Regions from separate parts of the Homo sapiens genome. Here regions 1 and 3 are each linked to region 2. A link is a contact called in ENCODE Hi-C or POLR2A ChIA-PET data. All regions are on one chromosome and are shown on one strand. Each heading gives the region's core, a stretch centred on a gene start or an enhancer-like site at or near the end of the contact. The rest is flanking DNA. Distances are from core to core; before and after follow the strand shown. Region 1 has its middle 36 kb from the start of IL12RB1. Region 2 holds the start of DNAJB1 (DnaJ heat shock protein family (Hsp40) member B1). Region 3 overlaps CRTC1 (CREB regulated transcription coactivator 1).

Region 1 (4,193 bases), core at 120-2,619, 3.5 Mb before region 2:
CATGCCCGGCTAATTTTTGTATGTTTACTAGAGACAGAGTTTCACCATGTTGGCCAGGCTGTTCTGGAACTCCTGAGCTCAAGTAACCCTCCCACCTCAGCCTCCCAAAGTGTTGAGATTACAGACGTGAGCCACTGCGCCTGGCCTCCTTTTTCTTCTTATCCTTCTCCTTCTCCTCCTCCTCCTTCTTCTTCTTTTTGATGTTCTGATGCCAAGGCTGGAGTACAGTGGCGTTATCTTGGCTCACCACAATCTCTGTCTCCCAGATTCAAGCGATTCTCCTGCCTCAGCCTCCCAAGTAGCTGGGATTACAGGCGTTAGCCACCATGCCCGGATAATTTTTGTATTTTTAGTAGAAACAATGTTTCACCATGTTGGCCAGGCTGGTCTTGAACTCCTGACCTTGAGTGATCTGCCCGCTTCAGCCTTCCAAAGTGCTGGGATTACAGGCGTGAGCCACCATGTCTGACTGGATTATTTATCTTTTTGACCCTTATCAGATACAAAATTTGCACATATATTCTCCCATTCTGTGGGTTGTCATTTTTTTTTTTTTTTTTGAGATAGAGTCTCCCTCTTTTGCCCAGGCTGGAGTGCAGCAACGCAATCATAGCTCACTGCAGCCTCGAACTCCTGGGTTCAAGCGATCCTCCCACCTCAGCCTCCCCAGTAGCTGGGACTATACAAGCACACACCACCACACCTGGCTAATTTTTAAATATTTTTTGTATAGACAAGGTCTCATCTCACTATGTTGTCCAGACTGATCCTGAACTCCTGGACTCAAGCGATCCTCCTGCCTCAACCTCCCAAAGTGCTGGGATTACAGGTGTGAGCCACTGTGCCAGGCCTCTCTTAATAGTGGCCTTGCAGAAGAAAAGTCTTGCATTGTGTGGAGTCGGGTTGATCTATTTTCCTTTGCTGGCTTGTGCTTTGGGTGTGCTACCTGAGAATCCTCCTGATCTTGATAAACCCCTCTTGCGGGCACCTCTCCCCATCCTCCCCGCCCCCAGCCCCCACCTCTGGCCTGTCCCTCCCCCCTCCTCCCCTCCCCACCTCCCGCCCCGGTTTGGGGCACTGGCCTCTGGCTCTGTCCCCGATCCATCAATGTTTAATAACTGAGTGGACAGAACCTTGGCGGAGACGTGGAAACCCCGCCCGGCCCCATGCGCGACGCGCCTCCACGGGCTGTGCCGCGATCACGCAGAGCCCCGCTTTCCAGGTGGGGAAACTGAGGCACCGGAAGATTGGGATGGGGACGCGACCTGCCTGGTCCCAGTGGTCGGGGCCACGGCCAGGCTTCCTCCCCGAGTCCTCCCCACCTTCCCTGGCCTGGAGCTGCTCCTGGCTCCCGTCCCCGCCCTGGGCTGACCCTGCCAGCGGGAACCGCCTGCTCCCCGGGGCGGTTCCTGCCGAAACCAAAATACCCAGGAGGAGGAAAAAAAAAACACCCGCCGGGCGGGCTGGGGGTGGGGGACGGGAAGAGGGGCGGGTTTCTCCTCCGGGTTGGAGACTGGAGGGGCCAAGGGTCACACAGTCAGTCGACAAACGTCTCAAGGATCCAGCCGAGTCCTGGCTCTGCTTCCAACTGCCTGTGCAGCCAGGGCTTCTCCGAGCCTCAGTTTCCCCATCGGTGCAATGGGGTAGTTAACCCCCCGGGGAGGCCTATGAGAGGTGAGAAGGAGCTAGGTGAACGAGGTGCCCAACCCTCCAAGATATCATCACCTTTAATAATATTAAACCTTATGTGCTGGGATCAGGAGCTCCAGGCAGGGGGCTCCTCTGGCCGGGTAGGAGGGCCCTCTTCTCCCAGTGGCTGGTCTTGTACCCCTAACCTCTTTTTTTTTTCTTCTTAACCAACTAAACAGGAGTGATCTTTATTTTATTTTATTATTATTCTGAGACGGAGTTTTGCTCTCCTTTCCCAGGCTGGTGCGATCTCGGCTCACTGCAATCTTCACCTCCCAGGTTCAAGCGATTCTCCTGCCTCAGCCTTCCGAGTGGCTGGGATTACAAGTGCCCGCCACCATGCCTGGCTAATTTTCATTTTGTTTTATTTTGAGACACTGTCTCTGTCTGTCACCCAGAGGCTGGAGTGCAGTGGTGTGATCATAGCTCACTGCAGCCTCCTGGGCTCAAACAATCCTCCCACCTCAGCCTTCCAAGTAGCTGAGACCGCAGGTGTGTGCCACCAAGCCCAGCTAATTTTTGTATTTTTTGTAGAAAGAGCACTCACTCTGCTGCTCAGGCTGGTCTCAGATTCCTGGCCTCAAGCAGTCCTCCCATCTCAGCCTCCCAAAGTGCTGGGATTACAAGCATGAGCCACTGTGTCCTGGCCCCACCCCCAGCTTCCTATTTCCTTCCTCCCTCCCTGTCTCTCCCTATCTCTCATTTCTCATCTCTTCCTGTCTCTCTGTCTCTATTTCTCTGACTTGCTTTTATTTTTTTTTTTAATTTTTTTTTTTTTAATTTTTTGAGACAGAGTCTCACTCTATTGCCCAGGCTGGAGTGCAATGGCGTGATCTTGGCTCACTGCAACCTCCACCTCCCAGGTTCAAGAGATTCTCCTGCCTCAACCTCCCAAGTAGCTGAGATCACAGGCGTGCGCCACCCTACTATGCTAATTTTTGTATTTTTAGTAGAGACGGGGTTTCACCATGTTGGTCAGGCTGATCTTGAACTCTCTGGCCTCAGGTAATCCGCCCTCCTCGGCCTCCCAAAGTGCTTGGATTACAGGAGTGAGCCATCGCACCTGGCTTGTCTTGCCCCTCTTTGTCTCTTTCTCCCTGTGCCCCTCTCTCTCTATCTTTGTGTTTTGTCTCTCTGTCTCTCTCCTTGTCTCTTTCTTTGCCATCTTTTTTTTTCTTTTTCTTTTTGTAGAGATAAGGGTCTCATTATGTTGCCCAGGCTGGTCTCTAATTCCTGGCCTCCAGCAATCCTCCCCCCTCAGCCTCCCAAAATATTTGTGTCATCTTTCTCTTTATCTCATTTCTCATCTCTCTCCCTGTCTCTCTCTCTGTCTCTTTGTCTCATCTCTCTGTCTCACTTCTGTCTCTCTGTCTCTGTCTCCCTGTGTCTCCCTTTCTCTCTTTCCCTGTTTCTCTGTGTCTGTCTCTCTGTGTGTTTCTGTCTCATCTCTCTCTGTCTCTGTTTCACCTGTCTCTGTGTCTCCCTGTGTATCTCTCTGTGTCTCTGTCTCTCACTGCCTCTGTCTCTCCTTGTTTCTCTGTTTATTTGTCTCTTTTTTTACTTTTGGAGACAGAGTCTCGCTCTGTGGCCCAGGCTGGAGGGCAGGGGCACAATCTCTGCTCACTGCAACCTCTGTTTCCCAGTTCAAGTGATTCTCCTCCCTCAGCTTCCTGAGTAGCTGGGATTACAGGCCCCCCACCATGATGCCTGGCTAATTTTTGTATTTTTGTAGACACGGGGTTTCACCATGTTGGTCAGGCTGGTCTCGAACTCCTGACCTCAAGTGATCCACCCGCCTCGGCCTCCCAAAGTGCTGGGATTACAGGCGTGAGCCACTGTGCCCGGCCCCACTTCCATTTTTAGGTGGGGAAATAGGGGCTTATTCCTGAAGAGTCTCGTGCAGGTGTCCCAGCCCCAGTGGCATCATGGTCACCCTGGTCCAGCTGCTGGGCTCTGTGGCTCTCCGGCTGTCCTGGGCCTCCCATTCTAGGGGCCTGTCCCATAAATGGTCAGCCCAGAAGGTTCCACCCTCACATACTGGATGGTGACACCCCCACCTCCCAGAGCTAGTTTTCCAGCAGGCAGTCTGGCGGGAAGCCCAGGCCACTTCCCCGTGGTGTTGGCTGCTGCCCGGTGCAAGCCGGGAATGGGGACCGGAGGTGACGTTTAGGGCTAGGCTTTGGGCTCAGGTTTTTTTTCCTCTTCCTTTTTTTTTTTTTGGTATATAAACTATTTGTTTTTTTGCGACAGTCTTGCTCTTTCGCCCAGGCTGGAGTGCAGTGGCATGATCTCAGCTCACTGCAACGTCTGCCTTCCGGGTTCAAGAGATTCTCCTGCCTCAGCCTCCAGAGTAGCTGGGTCTACAGGCGTGTGCCACCACACCTGGCTAATTATTTGTATTTTTAGTAGAGACAGGGTTTCACCGTGTTAGCAGGATGGTCTCAATCTCCTGACCTCATGATCCGCCCACCTCGGCCTCCCAAAGTGCTGGGATTACAGGCGTG
Region 2 (4,379 bases), core at 397-2,896:
ACCCAGCCGGGAAATGCTGGAGCTGGGAATGAAGCCCAGCTGTCTGGTTCCAGAGCCAGTGTTACATGGCTCTGACCTCCCAGGCAGTTCTTCCAGGAACCTCCCCCACTTCCCTGGGCCCTTCCCAGGTGGAACCCCTTTCTGAGCCTCCTTTTCCCATCAGCTCTGTCCTTGACAGAGGCACCCCAGACTTTCAGAGCCAAACGCGATCGTGTTGCCTACAATTGAGGAAACAGAGGCCTTGAAAGGTGTGTGACACACCTATGTCCCCCCAAATTATAAAGGTAGTTGGGGAAGAAAAAGAAGCACGTGTGTAAGAACGGGGAATATTTATGAGGTTCTCACTGCGTTCCAGGCACTGGGGACCCAGTGCAGACAGGACCTGGCCCCTGCCCAGGTGGCGATGTCAGACTGGGAGGGAAGACACATTGAAAGCCAAGAGACAAGATAAATTTCAAATTTAGCGGCAAGTGATCTTGAGAGGGCAGTAAAGGGAAGAAGGCGGGACTGGGAGGACCTTGGGAGATGCGCTTCCGTCCAGATCCTCACCTTGCTTTAGGAGGTGAGAACAGAGGCAGTCTTCCGTCCCAAAATCCTTCTCCCCACGGTTGGGAGAATAGCGCTGGTGGGTTTTTTGTTCATTTTACTTTATTTTACTTATTTTATTTATTTATGAGACGGAGTCTCGCTCTGTTGCCGAGGCTGGAGTGCAACGGCCGGATCTCGGCTCACTGCAACCTCCGCCTCCCCGATTCAAGCTATTCTCAGGCCTCAATCTCCTGAGTAGCTGGGATTACAGGTTCGTGCCACCAACGCCCGGGTAATTTTTATATTTTTAGCAGAGATGGGGTTTCACCATGTTGGCCAGGCTGGTCTCGAACTCCTGACCTCAAGTGATCCGCCCGCCTCGGCCTCCCAAAATGCTGGGATTACAGGCGTGAGCCACCGCGCCCGGCCTGTTTGTTAATCTTAAATAGAAACGGAGTCTCCTTATGTTGCCTAGGCTGGTCTCCAACTCCTAGGCTCAAGAGATCCTCCTGTCTTGGCCTCAGGAAGTGATGGGATTACAGGCATGAGGCTCCGCGCCCGGCCTGATAGGTTCTCTTATTGCCATGTTGTAGATAGAAGGGGGCCCCTGGGTTAGGCAGACACAGGTTAGGTAGTTCGTCCGGCGTCACCGGGCGGGAGCCCACCGCAGGCCCCACGAGACAAGGGCGAGCAGGTTCATCGCCTCCCGGGGAAAGGACTGGGTAGTCCCAGGCCCCACCCCTTCCTGGAACAGCAAGTTCGCTGTGGGTCCCGACCTACTGACCCAGGCGGAGGGCGGGACGCAGGGTAGCTGGGGCCGCGTAGAGAGGGAAAGAAGGTCGCGATTGGCTCGTCCCGAAAGGTGGGCGGGGCCTCCTCCGACCTGTGCGCGCGCGCCGCGGGGAGGTGTTGCCGAGGGCGGAGCGGGAGGGGGCGTGGCCCCGCGCGGGCGGCCGTTGACGGCGAGGCCCCGCCCCGGATGTCGCGTGTCGCTGAAAGGGCGGCGGCGATTGGCCGGCGCCGCGGGGGCGGGCGGGGCGGAAGGTTCTGGAGGGGGCTGGCGGGCTCTGGAAGCTTCCGCCGGACGGGTATATAGAGTCCGGGACTGGTCGGCGGCGGAGCCGGGGGACGGCGACAGCGGGTCGGCGGGCCGCAGGAGGGGGTCATGGGTAAAGACTACTACCAGACGTTGGGCCTGGCCCGCGGCGCGTCGGACGAGGAGATCAAGCGGGCCTACCGCCGCCAGGCGCTGCGCTACCACCCGGACAAGAACAAGGAGCCCGGCGCCGAGGAGAAGTTCAAGGAGATCGCTGAGGCCTACGACGTGCTCAGCGACCCGCGCAAGCGCGAGATCTTCGACCGCTACGGGGAGGAAGGTGTGTGCTCGCGGCCAGGGGCGCGGCCCCGCCTTTTGACAGACAGGGAAACTGAGGCACGCTGGCCCCTCTCGGCGGCCCCCCGGGAAGGACGCCCCGGGCCGTGGGGCCGAGCTGCCCCGCCCTCCGGCCTCGCGGGCCTCCGCCCTCGGATTGGCGGCCGCGCGGTGGGAGGAGGAGCCTTGGCCCAGCCGCTCGGCCAGAAGCTTCTAGCATGTCTGGGGCTGCCCCTCCCCGGGCGCCTCCTCCCGCGGCCCCGAGCAGCCCCGGGGTGCGGTGCATGGGGGTGGGGGAGCCGGGGGTGACGACGGGGACGGCGCGGCGGAGCCCGCTGCGGACCCGGGCTCACCTGGGCTCGGCCGCCGGGGTCCGCGGGGCGGCGCCTCCGGCTCAGCTGCGGGGCGAGGGGTTGTGAATGCAGGAGCCGACCCCGTTCGTGGGCTTGGGGGCTGGGTTGGGATAATTCCCGGGAAGTGATGACCTGGCCCCGGCAGGGCACGCAGGAGGCAGCGGCCGCCCAGGTCCGGAGAGCGGGGCCGCCTCGGAGGGTAAGGAGAGCAGGGCTTTTTGTTCCTGTGCCCGTTGATGATTCAGGCTGGCTTCTGGGCTTGATCTGGAGCTGACTTTTTGTGCAAGGATGGTGGCAGTGAATGCTAATGTGTGAGGATTTAAAAACTCCCTATTTATTTTTGTTTTTTTTTTTCTTCTCTTCCTACGCACCATTAGCCCTAAAACGTTGAGAGTAAACACTTACCGAAAGCCGACCCTGGACCATGTGTCTTTAGCCATCTCTTGGTGATGTTGCCAGGAGGATGGGTCAGTCCAGGAGTGGCAGGGCCTAGGTGGCACCTGGAGGTGAACACCTAACCGCATGAGTCCTTTTCCACTGTCAGGCTACGCGGAAATACTGTTGGTAGGGGGGCGTCTCTGCTGTTGGCAGTGAGAGGTAGAAACTTGGGGTTCTTCCTTGCTCTCCCCTGACAGACAAAAAAGTTCCTCCCCCATGGCTTCCAAGCTGTTTCCCCCTGTAAGGGAAGCTCGAGAGAGAGTCTGCTGTTCAGCCATCTGACTGCTTCTAAATCTGCTTTTCAGGCCTAAAGGGGAGTGGCCCCAGTGGCGGTAGCGGCGGTGGTGCCAATGGTACCTCTTTCAGCTACACATTCCATGGAGACCCTCATGCCATGTTTGCTGAGTTCTTCGGTGGCAGAAATCCCTTTGACACCTTTTTTGGGCAGCGGAACGGGGAGGAAGGCATGGACATTGATGACCCATTCTCTGGCTTCCCTATGGGCATGGGTGGCTTCACCAACGTGAACTTTGGCCGCTCCCGCTCTGCCCAAGAGCCCGCCCGAAAGAAGCAAGATCCCCCAGTCACCCACGACCTTCGAGTCTCCCTTGAAGAGATCTACAGCGGCTGTACCAAGAAGATGAAAATCTCCCACAAGCGGCTAAACCCCGACGGAAAGAGCATTCGAAACGAAGACAAAATATTGACCATCGAAGTGAAGAAGGGGTGGAAAGAAGGAACCAAAATCACTTTCCCCAAGGAAGGAGACCAGACCTCCAACAACATTCCAGCTGATATCGTCTTTGTTTTAAAGGACAAGCCCCACAATATCTTTAAGAGAGATGGCTCTGATGTCATTTATCCTGCCAGGATCAGCCTCCGGGAGGTAAGGTGCCAGGTGGGGCGGTGTCTGTAGAGGGCGATGGCTGCTTTTTGAAGCAGTTTAGTATTTGCTGAACCAATGTGTTGGGGTGTGTGGTGCGTGCCAGGCTTGGGGCACAACAGTGAACAGGACTGACCAGGGCGCTGTTGTGGAGCTTTCGTGGTGGGGACGTGTAGATTTGGGGGCCAGGTCTTAGCTGCAGAGGCCTGATGGGTCTTATCTATGGCAGACGGCCTCTGGGCAAGAGCTGAGCCTCTTGAGCCAGCTTCCATCTAATGCTGTCCTTTTGCTTTTCAAGGCTCTGTGTGGCTGCACAGTGAACGTCCCCACTCTGGACGGCAGGACGATACCCGTCGTATTCAAAGATGTTATCAGGCCTGGCATGCGGCGAAAAGTTCCTGGAGAAGGCCTCCCCCTCCCCAAAACACCCGAGAAACGTGGGGACCTCATTATTGAGTTTGAAGTGATCTTCCCCGAAAGGATTCCCCAGACATCAAGAACCGTACTTGAGCAGGTTCTTCCAATATAGCTATCTGAGCTCCCCAAGGACTGACCAGGGACCTTTCCAGAGCTCAAGGATTTCTGGACCTTTCTACCAGTTGTGGACCATGAGAGGGTGGGAGGGCCCAGGGAGGGCTTTCGTACTGCTGAATGTTTTCCAGAGCATATATTACAATCTTTCAAAGTCGCACACTAGACTTCAGTGGTTTTTCGAGCTATAGGGCATCAGGTGGTGGGAACAGCAGGAAAAGGCATTCCAGTCTGCCCCACTGGGTCTGGCAGCCCTCCCGGGATGGGCCCACAT
Region 3 (4,148 bases), core at 858-3,357, 4.2 Mb before region 2:
GACCAACATGGAGAAACCCTGCCTCTACTAAAAATACAAAATTAGCCGGGTGTGGTGGCGCATACCTGAAATCCCAGCTACTCGGGAGGCTGAGGGCAGGAGAATCGCTTGAACCCGGGAGGTGGAGGTTGCGGTGAGGCAAGATTGTGCCATTGCACTCCAGCCTGAGCAACAAGAGCGAAAATCCATCTCAAAAAAAAAAAAAAAAAGACTATCCCCTAAGAAGCCAGGTATGGGGCTCAAGCCAGCACTTTGGGAGGCCCAGGCAGGAGGAGGATCACTTGAGCCCAGGAGTTTGAGACCAGCGTAGGCAACACAGGGAGACTCCTGTCTCTACAAAAAATATATACTAAAAATTAGCCAGCTGTGGTGGTACACACCTATGGTCTCAGCTACTCAGGCGGCTGAGGCAGGAGGACTGCCTGAGCCCAGGAAATTGAGGCTACAGTGAGCCAAGATCACACCACTGCAGTCCAGCCTGGGCAACAGAGCCAGACCTTGTCTCAAAAAAAAAAAAAAATGCTGGGCACAGTGGCTCACGCCTGTAATGCCAGCACTTTGGGAGGCTGAGGCGGGCAAATCACCTGAGGTCGGGAGTTCAAGACCAGCCTGACCAACATGGAGAAACCCCATCTCTATTAACAATACAAAATTAGCCGGGTGTGGTGGTACACGCCTATAATCCCAGCTACTCGGGAGGCTGAGACAGGAGAATTGCTTGAACCCGGGAGGAGGAGGTTGCGGTGAGCCGAGATTGCACCACTGTATTCCAGCCTGGGCAACAAGAGTGAAACTCCGTCTCAAAAAAAAAAAAAAAAAACAAAACGGTGGGCGCGGTGGCTCATGCCTATAATCCCAGCACTTTGGGAGGCCAAGGTGGGCGGATCATTTGAGATCAGGAGTTGGAGACCTGCCCGACCAACATGGTGAAACCCCGTCTCTACTAAAAATACAAAAAAAATAAAAAACATTAGCTGGGCCTGGTGACACACGCCTGTAATCCCAGCTACTCAGGAGGCTGAGGTAGGAGAATCGCTTGAACCCAGGAGGTGGACGTTGCAGTGAGCTGAGATGGCGCCATTGCACTCCAGCCTGGGTGACAGAGTGAGATTCTGTCTCAAAAAACAAAAAACAAAAATCCTATCTCATAAGAAACAGTTAACAGCAATGAATACTCCCTCAGGTGAAACTAAACAGATGACCCATAAGCCACACAGTGGCAGCTGTCATATTCTGGGCCAAGGCACAGAGGTGAACAAGGTGCGATCCTGCTCTCACTGTTGCCCCAAGTAGCAGCTCAACAGCTGGCCTCGGCCAAGCAGGCATCTTTCAAGGTGTGCACCCACCACGGGCCGGGCACGGGGCCAGACACTTTGCGTGGATGCATCATCTAATCCATGTGACGACTCCTCAAGGGGGCTCTGTGAGCACCCCCTTTTTACAGCCAGGAAACTGAGGCACAGAAGGGAGGGACTGTTTGGCAGGAGCCAACAGAGGCGCATAGAGCAGCGTGATGAGCCCCGGGCTCTGGGGGCGGGCCCGCGAGCAGGCAGCCTCCACCCCATGGTGGACCTTCAGGCTCCTCCTTCTGCCCCGGCTGAGCCGGCAGTGAAGGGATTAGCGGGCTCCTTGCCGAACAGAGGCCGAGGCCGCCTGGGCGCAAAGATAGGCTGTTGGGACCATAAATCATCCCCAGGGTCTGTGCATTTATTCTGTGATGATATAATGAGCCACTCCTGTCCTAATTACAGCCACCAATCTCGCCTGCCTGGGAGGACCGAAGGGATCCCCGCAGCGATGGAAGCGGGATGCGCACAGATGCGAAAGGACTCAATGGTGTAACGCAGCAGGGAGCCTCTGCTTTCAGTCACTTGAGAAAGAGACGCTGAAGCAGACAGAGAGCCCCTCCGAGGTTCCGAGGTTCTGCAGACCCCTGCAGCCCAGAAAGGTGGACAGCTCGCGTGTCTTTGCGGACACGCTCGGCCTCCCCGTGTCCCCAGCCAGAGGGACGGCCAGCCCACAGAGCCAGTCCCAGGCGCCCTGCTAGGCTGTGCTGATACTTCCTCCCAGAGATTTCCGGGCGAATGACCAGCTGGCATGCACCCACCCACCCTCTGCACCCAGGTGAGTGGTGCCAGATGCAGAGGAAACGGGAAGTGCTGTGGTGTTTCTGTTTTCAATTTTAATCAAAGTTTTGAAACATAAATGATTTCTTTATTTTCATTTTTTTTATTTAAAAAAAAAAAAGTGTGGCAGAGAGCTTCTCTGCAGCAAGAGCCCCGGCAGGAAAGGGAAGAGAAGGGCGGCCTGCAGAAGTTCTCAGGGAGGCTTCGCCCCCTTGCCGAGAGCCCCCAAGCACCGTGGTGGTCTCTGGGCTGTTGAAATACCAGAGTGGGGTATGTGGATAAGGGACAGGGTGGCTAGGATATGGGCACAGGGTATTAGCACCCGCAGTGGGAGAAGGCCCACCCTTCCAAGCAGACTCAGCCCCTCTGGGCCTCACCGCACCCTTCAACCCCACCCCACGGAGTGAAACTCCTGGGACCAGCGGAGGCGTCAGGACCCAAGTACAGAGAAGGGGGAATTTTATGTAGTAAATGAGGACCCAAAGCCTCTCAGCCGCTATAGTGGTGACGTTCCCCAGTGTGGGGCTCCCTGAGATGGAAGACGCAGCCACTTAACATAACCCTCCCGTCGCCAACCCTCCTGGGGAATCAGGCTCAGGATCCATGGGTGTGAGAGCTGCCGAGATGAGGCTCAGTCTGTCACAAGCCCGCCTTTGCCAAGCCCCAGGTCATCACAGAGCCCCAGCACCCACTATCTCCGGGGGACACCTGCCCTGGCCCCTCCTAGGCCTCCTGCTGCTCCCTACTCGTTCCTCCCAGGCCTGTCCCCACATGGCAGCCAATGGGATCCTTGCAAAGCATAAATCCCACATCACTGCCCTGCTCAAAACCCTCCCCATCCCAGGACCAGATCTCAACCCCTCACCCTGGCCCACGAGGCATCACCCCCAGAGCCAGGCGAGGCCAGGCTCTTCGCTTTGGCTCAGAGCCGCAACCTCAGGGGCAGGGCCAGCTGGCACAGGTGTGGCTTCCTGTCACTCCCTAGGGCAGGGTCTCCAGCTGACCTGCTCTCCAAGGTGTCTCCGGGGCCAGCTCACAGGAGATGCTCAGGAAATACCAACTGACTCGAGGAATGGACTTTCCTATCCAAACCCTCACTGCTGCAGGGAGAACTCACCGGGCCACCCCAGTGCTTCTTGTTCAGGCACTCAGAGGGCTGGGTGGGCACCATCATGCAGCCCCAGGGCCATCCTACCCCGAGGATTTGACCCTGGAACACACTGTGTTCCGTACAAGTATACAGGCTCAGGATTTGCTTAGAAAAATGTGAGCTCCAGGAAGACCACAAACTACTCTTCTCACTTCAGGGCCCCTCAACAGCCGGTACATGTTCCCAGATGGAGGTATTGAGAAGACCCCGCACACCCCTCCCAGGACTGAAGTGGGGACATTGGACCATGTGACATGGTACTGGCCCTCTTAGAGAGCACCTGCTTCTATGAGATTCCAGAATGAACTGGAGACAGGCCTGCCCACAGGGAGGTCAGATTCCAGAGCCTGCTGATGCCTGCTGAGCACCTGCTGAGTTCACACTGTGCCTGCTGAGCGCCTGCTAAATACACACTGTGTGTCAGCTGAGTGCCTGCTAAATACACACTGTGCACCTGCTAAGCGCCTGCAGAGCACACACGGTACGCCTGCTGAGTACCTGCTAAATACACATTATGCACCTGCTGAGCGCCTGCTAAATACACACTGTGCACCTGCTGAGTGCCCGCAGAGCACACACTGCGCCTACTGAGTACACAGTGTGCACTTGCTCAGCAACCAAATACACACTGTGCACCTGCTGAATACACACCGTGTGCCTGCTGAACACTGTACGCCTGCTGAGCACCTGTATACACATTGTGCACCTGTGGAATACACACTGTGCGCCTGCTAAGTGCCTGCTAAGTACACACTGCACTTGCTGAGCACCTGCTTAGTACACACTGTGCATGTGCTGAGAACCTGATGAGTACACACTGCGCATCTGCTGAGCACCTGCTGAGCACACACTGCGCCTGCTGAGCGCCCGGT

Evidence for each region. Hi-C counts contacts between places; a loop is a spot of excess contacts on that map. ChIA-PET counts read pairs that join two places held with the same protein, here RNA polymerase II (POLR2A).
Region 1: POLR2A ChIA-PET joins it to region 2 with 10 read pairs in GM10248. The contact joins the enhancer-like site here to the promoter of DNAJB1 in region 2. POLR2A ChIA-PET finds 5 or more read pairs at or near these places in 2 of 52 experiments (GM10248 and activated naive CD4-positive, alpha-beta T cell).
Region 3: a loop to region 2 is called in a map with no recorded cell type, with 16 times the contacts of the local background. The contact joins the enhancer-like site here to the promoter of DNAJB1 in region 2. A Hi-C loop is called at or near these places in 1 of 37 single-sample maps with no recorded cell type. POLR2A ChIA-PET finds 5 or more read pairs at or near these places in 1 of 52 experiments (common myeloid progenitor, CD34-positive).

The regions. Positions count from the first base shown.
Region 1 is chr19:18,049,152-18,053,344 of GRCh38, reverse strand. No RefSeq gene overlaps it. Among named protein-coding and RNA genes, the nearest start is that of IL12RB1, 36 kb to the left of the region's middle. RefSeq lists an enhancer at 1,277-1,778 and a silencer at 3,816-3,977. Within about 2 kb of position 1,369, at least 11 of the 41 ENCODE cell types and tissues checked have a DNase peak (open chromatin) inside an H3K27ac peak, as active enhancers do.
Region 2 is chr19:14,515,664-14,520,042 of GRCh38, reverse strand. It overlaps DNAJB1 (DnaJ heat shock protein family (Hsp40) member B1), which reads left to right and starts at 1,646. Exons shown (of 3, transcript NM_006145.3): 1 at 1,646-1,904; 2 at 2,997-3,577; 3 at 3,873-4,379. The coding sequence starts at 1,694. The coding sequence ends at 4,103. RefSeq lists an enhancer at 1-352 and silencers at 1,265-1,584, 1,795-2,364.
Region 3 is chr19:18,698,595-18,702,742 of GRCh38, reverse strand. All of the region lies in intron 1 of CRTC1 (CREB regulated transcription coactivator 1), which reads right to left. Among named protein-coding and RNA genes, the nearest start is that of CRTC1, 17 kb to the right of the region's middle. RefSeq lists enhancers at 1,437-1,486, 1,830-2,676. Within about 2 kb of position 2,107, at least 31 of the 41 ENCODE cell types and tissues checked have a DNase peak (open chromatin) inside an H3K27ac peak, as active enhancers do.